2 separate regions of the Homo sapiens genome follow, and region 1 is linked to region 2. Evidence: chromatin loops called from intact Hi-C (ENCODE). Cell type or tissue: Calu3. All regions are shown on one strand. Each heading gives the region's core, and the rest is flanking DNA. Links, peaks and the distances in the headings are about the cores only.

What was found. Hi-C counts contacts between places; a loop is a spot of excess contacts. Peaks named below come from ENCODE experiments on the same cell type or tissue, not always from the same donor. Only the 100,000 strongest peaks of a DNase experiment are listed, where the experiment ranks them.
Region 1: a loop joins it to region 2, with 5 times the contacts of the local background. A loop is called at or near these places in 1 of 110 quality-filtered maps.

The regions. Positions count from the first base shown.
Region 1 is chr12:60,067,839-60,073,233 of GRCh38, reverse strand. No RefSeq gene overlaps it. Among named protein-coding and RNA genes, the nearest start is that of SLC16A7, 470 kb to the right of the region's middle. In Calu3, for the core only: no CTCF peak of the experiment used is centred there; no DNase peak of the experiment used is centred there.
Region 2 is chr12:60,170,477-60,175,871 of GRCh38, reverse strand. No RefSeq gene overlaps it. Among named protein-coding and RNA genes, the nearest start is that of SLC16A7, 580 kb to the right of the region's middle. In Calu3, for the core only: no CTCF peak of the experiment used is centred there; DNase peaks (open chromatin) are centred at 2,071 and 3,061.

The sequences.
Region 1 (5,395 bases), core at 279-5,278, 100 kb after region 2:
CCTTTCAAAACAGGTTTTGTATAATGAGTTTCAATTCTTAAGATCTGTTTTCCTTTATACTGAACTATATTTAACTCTTTTAACTTGAGTGAGGGGAGAGGAGGAGGTCCATTGCAAATCTTATTTGTTAAGCCAATTGTAATTCCCAAAGACTTAGTGTAATTTTAATGTATTACTCATTGAATTGGAATGTCCATGCCTGCTATGGGATATTTTAGGGCAGTAAGTGCTGTGTGGATTTTTAAGTAAGGCAGTAGCTCCAATGGCTAAAGTGAGATTCTTCTATATTTGGTAATTCCCAAAAGAGTACAGGGGATACATTATTTAAACTTGGTAGAATCCCAGATATAACTGTAACTTAAGTGAGCCCTTCTATTAAAGCCATTAAAGTTTGCCAATTGATGCATTTCAGAAGATGTTAAAGTTAATTCAGAATTTACATTGTGGAAGCACAATGGCTAATCAGCACACTTTTATCCTTTTTTTGTAAAAAAAAATGTTTTAGTAAATTTTGGATTTCCAAATGAGTAAAATTGTGCACTATATTTTAGGTATTTGTATTTTTCCTCTATATCCAAAAGGAAGCTCTTTCTCCTCTTCTTCTTTGGCTATGGTCTCTACTCCAGAAGCATATCCTGTTTGTCTTGCCTATTTTTGTAAGTTCCTTCCTTTAGAGATCCTTAAATCACTATTGTCATCGTTAGGGATTTCTCCCAAGCTGGTGGATGCTTTATATGTGTTAAGTAACTAGGTTTGAATCAGGTTTGAATTAGCCCTGTGCTTGTACCACAGCGGCACATGGGCATTTTTCCCTGGAACCCAGTGGATCAGGATCTTTTTCTTGTGGCCACAAAAGTACAGCCAGTAGCAAGAGCAGAAGCATTTTGTAGGGTTCTAGTAAGTCATTTGCTTTTAGCAGTGTGACCTCTTGATGCCACATGGTAACTATTCTTGTTCCATACAGCCAGCCAATGGGGCATATATTGCAAAGAATATCATTCTTTTTTCTCTGAGTACTCTATAGAATGGGTGGCTAGGCCTCTGTTTAGACACAGCCAGCAGTCACAAGGTAAGCCATTGCCTTGAGCCTAACATCAGTTGTGGCTTACACTAGAATCGAGACACATGACTCAAGCTAAGATATAAAGATAGGTCTGGGCAAACACAGGTGACCCAAGGTCACTTTAAGAAAGTCCCAGTCCCATACTTCTGTACTTAAATGGCAACTATTAAAACTTTTGACTTATATTTATACATCTATAAAAGGCTCAGTAGGATTTAACAACCACAATACAGAGAAGCACAGCTTTAGGGCATGCTTACCAGCAGGCACCAAAACCACTTAGCAGGCCAAAGCAGGAGAGAATAATGGTGCCTAGTGGTGGTGATCACTGCCTAGACAAATTGCCCAGAGTGCCAATTGTAACCAATTCAGAAAGAAGGTGGAAACTCCCCTGAGCATTGGTTCGGGTTGAGACTAATGATGCTGCACACACAGACACAAAGAAAGTATACAAAAGTTTATTCCTCACATATTGAGGCTTTCTGGCACAAGCACAGTAACTTCCCATGACAATCTAAAAGGAGACTGGCTCTGCTTCTATGGTAGTTAGGGGATGCGACTGAGATGAAGGTTCTTATGTATGAACCAGGGTTTTCATGCTTTGAACTTCCAACCAGGCTGAAAGGAGAGAGCACAAAGATTTCTTATCAACTTTGCCCAGATATGGAGCAGAAGGTATAGGAGGAGAAATGAAGCTTGAATGTTACCAGGAATCAAATATCAGAAAGGAATCATCCTTTATTAGATTCTAAATGCTTCCTCTAGTCTCTGATTATTATTCAATTACTTTGTGAAAGAAAAGTATAATGATATTAAATACCTTTTGAGAATAAAATGGATAAAAATAAATATGTCTATATAATATTAATACTATTATATGACAAGAAGACCAAATTTAAAATTGAGGAACATTAAAAAATGAATGTATGGAACATTACATGGCACTGTAACTAAATTAGAATTTTATGTGAGGGAGAGCATAATAATTTGGATAATAATATAAAGTGATATACACAGGTAATTAAAGTTTCAGCTCCTTTATAAAGAATTATTTTCTGGGGTGTACCAAGCTGTATGTGATATTACCTTTCAACAATCATGTAATCAGATTTAATTTTGCATAGTCTAATTTGTCTGCTTAAATTATCAAGCATTAACATTGAATTTAAATAATTTAGTATTGAATATGTATAAACATTAAGGCAGAAAAGAGTAGCTATTTATTTCACCACCAAGAAATTAAAGTTGGCTGAATTTCTAAATACCCTGAAAATTCTACAGTGACAAAAATGATAATATTAAAGATAGAAACAAAAATGTATTTTTAACATTCCTAAGATTTAGAGATCAGTTTCATAAGCAGCCCAATAGTCCTCCTAAATATGTCAGGTGTGCATGAGTCATTCTTTTCACTGAAAGTTTAAACAATGTGATCATTCATAACTTTATTACCAACAACCTTATGATTGTAATGGCATTTACTGAAGATGATATTCTCTTGAAGAATTCATTACGGATTTCCCTCCTCTTTCAGAGGAAAGTAAGTATCAAAGTTGACTAAATATCTTTATACCAAAGTCTGTTACAGGTTAGATTGAAGGCAGTGAAAGGAAAAACTGATATTTAGCATAAATTCCATAATGTCTTTTTAACTGTCATTCACACTAACTTTTACATATAATTTTAAAATAAATGAATTTTGGCAATATTCATTAGCTATTTTTGTTTTGTTTTTGTTGTTGTTGTTGTTGTTGCAATTTTCCTCTTTAGCAGATACTGTTTGTATTAGTCAATTATCATGCTGCCATGAAGAAATACCTGAGACTGGGTAGTGTAAAAAGAAAAGAATTTTTATTGACTCACAGTACTGCATGGCTGAGGGGGCCTCAGAAAACTTACAGTCTTGGCGGAAGGCACCTCTTCACAGGGTGGCAGGAGAGAGAATGAGTGCCAAGCGAAGGGGGAAGCCCTAAGCACCTGATAAAACCATCAGATCGGCCGGGCACAGTGGCTCACACCTGTAATCCCAGCACTTTGGGAGGCTGAGGCAGGCGTATCATGAGGTCAAGAGATCGAGATCATCCTGGCCAACATGGTGAAACCCCGTCTCTGCTAAAAATACAAAAATTAGCTAGGCATGGTGGCGCACACCTGTAATCCCAGCTCCCAGGGAGGCTGAGGCAGGAGAATCGCTTGAACCCAGGAGGCGGAGGTTGCAATGAGCCGAGATCACGCCACTGCACTCCAGCCTGACGACAGAACAAGACTCTATCTCAAAAAAACAAACAAACAAACAAATCAGATCTCCTGAGAACTCAGTCACTATCATGAGAAAGGCATGGGGGAAACCGCCCCATGATTCAGTTATTTCCACCTGATTTTGCCCTTGACAAGTAAAGATTATTACAATTCAAGGTGAGATTTGGGTGGGGACACAGAGCCAAACAATGTCACTGTTGTAAATGTTTTGCTGTTTCGCTTATTTCTATTGAGAAAATCACAGAGGCAAGTGTTTAAAAATGTATAAGCAACTTTAAAAACTGTAAAATGCATCAAAATAGTATGCTTTTATTTCGAGGAGAGCCTAGGATGTTTCAATGCTAGCAATAGATTTAGCACATATGTATAGAAATTAAATATCCAAGATATAATTTAAGACATAGATTGATAAAGCTCCAGTTAAATAACTTGTCTAAGATCAACAGCTAATTAGTTGCAAAATTCAGACTGCAACTCTAAAAGCAGTAACTCTAAGATGCCATTATAATCAAGGGACTGATGCATGTCAACCCTTGAAGATAAAAGACAAAATTACTACTAGAAAAAAAATAGGCAATCTGAACTAGAAATGTGAATTTTTCCGTGCAATTGGTGACTAGCCTAAAATTATGGAAAATAAGCTTACATAGACAAAAGCTACAGTACATTAAATACTGTCTATTCAAGAAATACACTGGAAATAAAGTCACAGAAGTAATTTTTTTTCTCTAAAGAAATTTCTCTATTTTGTGTGGGGAAAATATTTCACTGGGTTTTCCAATGTTTGTGTTAAATACCCTTTCTCCTAGAACAGTTTACTGTCTTTCATATGGTTTCATGTTCATCAGGTATATTCGTGGAAAATACTTTTGGTTTCAATTAACAAATAATTGACTAATAGTGGCTTAAAATACAAAGATATTTATTGTTAACAACTGTGGTGTAAATAGATGGTATGTATACAGTTGTTAAAAGATGTATCCAAGTAACTGGGACTTTCTATATTACTGCACTACCATCCTCACCATATTAATTTTTCTTCCTTGTGCTGTATTATCAAGTTTGCCAAATGGTGACCACTGCTCCACAGGGGCCTTGAGGGTAATAATAAAATGGAAGAAGCGATGCTAGATTGTCTCTTTTATCAGTAAAGCAAAAGCTTCCTCAGAATTTCATTGACCCCAGACTTTTGATTATAATTTATTGGCTATAGCTGAGACACATGCCATTTTTAACTCAAGAGAAGGAAAGAAGGCCATTATAGTTGGAATTAGTAAGAGATACTACATTGCAAATGGAAGTTGTGTTTCTCAGCCAATGGGATAAATCACATCAAGAAATTTCTGATCACTAATTTTTCCTTAAGAAATGGTTATAAGAGAGAATATACTGATTCCTAGAAAGGAATATCTTTCAATTAATACATTGACAATATATTTTATATATATTTCTTGTCTAAATTCTATTTATGTAAATTTATGTCCCTGATAAAAATGATCAAATATAAACAAAGAAAATCCAGTTTCTGGACTGCAGGACCAAGCACCATTGTAAGGAATAGCAGTTCTAATTAGGGGCTATCTCTGTGTATCTTGTTCTGAAGAATGAAGCTAGACTCCTCTACTTCATTGTTCACGGAGTAAGTGTATTGGGCTTTGAGGCAGACTAGTAATCATTACTCTTTCCTTCTTATAGGTTCTGAACAAAGGGAGAAATAGATATAGCTTTCAAATTAAGATATTTGTGTCAGCTGTGTTAATGGTAAATCTGGACTAAACAATGTAACTTTCATCAGAGACTAAATTTTAGTCTTCATCCTACTTCTTTTCTTCATGTATAATTCACTCATTTATGGAGGATCATAGCTGTTTTAGAACTCAGTTGAATGAAAGAGATAAAGTTAAGGGTAGAAAGAGGCAGAGATAGAGACAGAAAAAGACAGAGGGAGAGAAATTGAGAGATGGGGTGATGGGTTGAGAGAGGGGGTGGAGAGAGAACCCAACTTGCCTTACTTGGGAGATTTGAGGTCTTGAAAGTTCTAATGACTTTGATAAGATTCCACTTTGTTATTTA
Region 2 (5,395 bases), core at 319-5,318:
AACCTAATAGCTCCAGACTGATTCAGAATTCCCAGTATTGCATAAAAAAGACTAATACAGAAAGAAGTCTCAAGAAATTTTCAGGCAAATATCTTAAAGACCTCTAAAACTCACCCTGTGCGTAGTCTTAAGTAGCCAGAGTGTAGCTGCAGCATCCAAAATAAACAAAAATCCTGGTGCGCAATTAACAGGTTTGTGAATAATGTCTGGAAAAAGAAAAGCTTCTTTCAGGATTCCAGGATGAGACCAGTGAAGATATTAGCACAACTATAATAAGTTCAGAAGATTATAATTCTTTTTTGAAAAATGAATTCAAAGGACACATGTGAAACTTGGGAACTATCACACCCAATGATTTAAAAACAGGATTCAGTTATTCAAATGCCATAATTGTAAGGATTATAAATCATCTTTTATTCTTCTATTCCTGAGGAATTTTAAGATCCATCTAAAGCAATAAAACTGTTCTAATATCATTTTTGTACAGCCTGTACCTTATTATTTATTATTAGGGATTTATATCTGCCCTTGGCTTCTTTCTGAGAATTTCTTTGAACACTTGCTGAGAAATTATCTTCTCTAGCAGTGGGAAACAAATGACAGGAATGAGAAGTATAACTCAAATTAACTATATTTTTAACCATTTTTAAGCACTTTTAACAATTCCTACTGCTAAATGTCCTGAGCTTCCACTTAATGCTGTGAATCAGTGCTGTCTAGCAGATGTTAACAGAGACTTCCTTAGACTGATGGAAATACAGCGTTCCCAGAAGTTCCCATGTGCCCAGAATCTCATTGCTAAATAGCTTTATAAAAACATACACTAAGGGGCAATTTTCTTAGTCTATTTCCAAAAAGAATCAGAAGCACTAAATCTTAGGACTGAAGGCTCAAGATTATAGGCCAACTTGATGTGCCAGAGTTGTATAACCTAAAGGAAAGATACTGCCATGAAAAGGATGCATGATCCATTGATTGCACTGGAGGTAATTGGTGATTAAGTAAATTTTATGTGCACACCAACCTCTTTGCAAAATGTCTTATTATGTCCAACACATTAGAAACCATGAATCAACATAAAAACAATAATCTCCAAAAATAATGAGAAAAAAACTAAATTTGTGCTAGGTTGAGTCAGAATTAGATTTTTGGCAAGAATTTTAACTAGAGGAGTGTAACATGAGGAAAAACAAACACAAATGCTATGACTTGGTGGTTAACTGATAGAATAAGGTTCAGCCTTTTGGTGGGTACATGTCAACACCTTGACCAAGTCTCACTTAAGAAGAATGAAGCATAAGGTCCAGATGAGAGAAAGCAAAAGGAAAACAGTTCTGAAGAAGCATGACCTCTTTAAAATTGTGAGGTAGGTGACTGTTTAGGGGTTAGAGAGAGAGCCACACCTGAATAAAGCTTGCCTAATTTGGACAGAAGTTGTCTATCTGGTATATACATTCTAAGTTTTTGAACTTCAGTTTCTTTTTCTGTAAAATTCTGTAAAATATTTCTGTAAAATACACATGCTCTCTAATGTTTCTGTGTGATAGGCAACTGAGATAGTGCATGAGAAATAATATGAAAATTAGAGAAAACACTAGTTACAGAACTGGGGGAGAGAAGTATAATGTCAGTGTTGTAGTGAGAATTATGTAATGTTGGAGAGCACAGTAAAGTGCCAGTACAACGAACTCTGTAATAAAATGAAATACAGTTTACCTAAGTTTTCTGTTTCTAATGCATCAAGATTGTGAACAAAATATAATGATCGAATTTCCAGTATTTTACTGGTCTGCAAACAAATTTTATATTTATCTCAATTCATTTTAAATGTGGAAGATCATCACCATTTTTATATTATTTTCTGACACTTTTTAAAAAGGTGCTAATGGCCCAGGTACAGTGGCTCATGACTATAGCTCCAGCACTTTGGGAGGCAGAGGCAGGCAGATCCTTTAGCTCAGGAGACCAGCCTTTCTCTACGAAAAATTAAAAAAAAAAAAAAAAGTTGGGTGTGCGCCCTGTAGTCCCTGCTACTTAGGAGGCTGAGGTTGGAGAACTGCTTGAGCTGGGAGGCAGAGGTTGCGGTGAGCCGTGATTGCGCAACTGTCTCGAAAAAGGAAGGAAAAAAAAAGAAAAAAATACTAACGGTAAAATATCAAAAATTGTTGATTAAATTTACAAAGCATCAACAATTATTAAATTAAATTAACAAAGAAATTAATGTGGCAATTAAATTAACAAGTAAAGGATCTACAATTATTGAAAGATACTGTTTATTTAAAAAATAAAACTAAATATGGGTGAACAAACAGCTCTGAAATTAACTGCCAATTAAACATCTAAAATTATGACGAAATAGAGATTTCACTCCTCTTGTCTATTTAAGTCTAATGTGTGTGTGTAAGAGAGAGAGAGAGAGCAATTAGGCTTGACCTCCCCTTTATTGAGGTGCAGTGGCCTGCTTGCCATCTGTCATGCCCCAGATTACAGTTTATCAGCTGAATCAATTAGTTCATACAACAGAATTTGTTGCCAACCTCAGTTTTATTTTCTTACATGATCTCTTGAAAGGAATACTGTTTTACATAGACAAACCTCTTTCATGAGCAAATACCAAAATGTATACATTTGCTTTTTACACTGGGGGGAAAAACTTTATACACAGCACACCATTATTTGTGTTTGGTGTTTTGTTTGCCGCAAAGCAGCAATCATAAATAACAGCCGGTAGAGGACAGAGACTCAGCCTTCAATAATATTGTTTTGGGAATACATCACGTAGCATTGAAAATGTCATATAAAATTCATATCCATAGCTGTTTACAGAGGGAAGAAAGAACATTTGTACTTTGCAATGCTAGCACAATTCTCCAAAACATTGAGAAAAATGCCGCATGTTCTGTCTTTTTTTCACACTTATTTTTGGTATCCGGAGCTATGTTTCAGGGTTATATTGATTTTCATTCTGGCTGTGGTTGATTAATGTTTCAGGAAGTAGTCAGGTGCATTAGTGTAGAGCTGAATAGAAATACCAGTGCACTTTCTCAAGTCAAAGTAGGGTGGGCGGGATGCGGCAAAACCAACCCACCTACTGATTTCATCTGGTAATGTGTCCACACAATAAAATGAATCTCTAAAAGTGACAGCCACACAGACTGGTTAACAGGAAGCTTGACACACTTTTCTATGCTTGCTATTGTTATTAACAACCTGTCAGCAACTTCTAGCAACCAATAAAATGCTAATGTTTTGTGAGAATATTAGTGATCTTTTCTTTTTTTTTTAATTTAGTCTCTAAGTTAAGTATGTTCACCTTATAAATTTACTTCCCAGAAGGTACATTCTTTAGTAATTGTTTTTTCTTGATAAGGATTTCTGACTCATTATAGGAAAACTGCAAATGTAATAGTTAAGGAATGATTCCACTGTAGTAACATTTTTCATCCTGACCCTATTCCCTGGTTGAGAAATTGCTCATCAGTTTACTGTTTTCTATTTGCTCCTTTGCCAACTGCATTTTTCTATTTTAATAGCTAATTTTCCACCATCCACAATTCTCTCTTTCATATCAGGTGGCTTTTTCATTATATGACTCTTACACGATGCTTACAGATTTCTCTGAAACTATTAAAATGTCCAACATATGTCATTCAGATAAACAGTCACACCTAATTATTATGACTTGCAAACTTCCATTAATTTCTGAGAAGGAAACACATATTGTAGAAATAACAGATAACAATTTAGACTCATTGATTATTATGGGTTTGAAAACATTACATTTTATATAAAGAAATATTAATGATAGAAAGAATAAAAATGCATTTAGTAAAACAGACAGGAATCCAATCCAGTTGTAATCAAAAGTTATTTTAGCACTTTGGAAGAAATCAACACTTTTTTGTAATCTTTGGCAGTTTGCACATTTGCTAAAATTATACAGCTTACAGAGAACATGATTAAAAATCCAACTTAAAGATGTCTTTAATAGTGCCAAAGAATAATTAACTTAAAAAGGTCCAGTAGCCAAATAATAATGAATGAAAAATCTATATGTGTAATAAATGGAGGATGTCCCTATATTCAAGGTCAAATGCATATGCTTACCCAACACTTCTTCAGTTTTTTGAAACAATATCACAAGTTACTTTGTACCAACTAATCACCGCTTTGATGAACAGCTTTTTGTTTTCCTAAAATTGCTGAATAACAGTCATTTCTTAATGCTGTCAAAAAATAATAATGTGGCTTCTTATTCACCTCATGTATATCCAGCCTTAAAAGAATATTTCCTTTTATGTGAAGTCAATTTATTTTCTCTGAAACACCTCTTCGGGAGCCCTAAAGTTTCAATCTAGACTAATTGCTTTCTTGACATGTTCCAAAACTTTTCTCTTTACTGAAATCTCAGACTTCTTCTTTTATTGGCATTATTTTGTTGTGGTTTATGAAATATCTTCCTCTGAAGGGTATTCAAGGAAAAAAAGTGTGTGTTCTAGAATGGGTAAAAATATGTTTATTTTGACTTCATATTTATTGCATGGGGATAAAATAAAATTGTCAAAAATAATTACATTGAGGAGATTTGAGTGTTATCTCTTCTGTTCCATTTTTTTAGGTGTTCTAGATATTGTTTTTTAAATTGAGATAATTGTAGATTCACATGAAGTTGTAAGAAATAAAGCAGAGTAACACCTTGTACAGTTTATCAACTTGACCAGATGGTAATTTTTTTTTTTTTTTTTTTTTTTTTTTTGGTGACAGAGTCTCACTCTGTCGCCCATGCTGGAGTGCAGTTGCGCGATCTTGGCTCACTGCAACCTCTGCCTCCTGGGTTCAAGCGAGTATCCTGCCTCAGCTTCCTGAATAGCTGGGACTATAGGCGCCCGCTACCATGCCCAGCTAATTTTTTGTATTTTTAGTAGAGACACGGTTTCACTGTGTTAGCCAGGATGGCCTCAATCTCCTGACTTCGTGATCCACCCACCTTGGCCTCCCAAAGTGCTGGGATTACAGGCGTGAGCCACTGCGCCCCGCCCTGATGGTAATGTTTTGTATGAAACTATAGTACTATATAGTATCACAATCAAGATGTGAACATTGATAGCATTCACCAATCTTATTCAAATTTTTCCAGTTTTGATTGTGTGTGTGTGTGTGTGTGTGTGTATGTGTGTGTGGATGTGTATTAAATCCTATGCCATCGTATCACCTATGTAAGCTCTTGTCTCCACCACCACAGTCAAGATATTGAGTACTCCCATCACCACAAATATTCCTCCTATTGCCATTTAATCGCCTCTCCCTCAACTCCTCGCCACTAGAAATGTGCCTCCATTTCTAAAATGTTATTATTTCAAACATTTTATTATATAAGCAGAAACATATATCATGT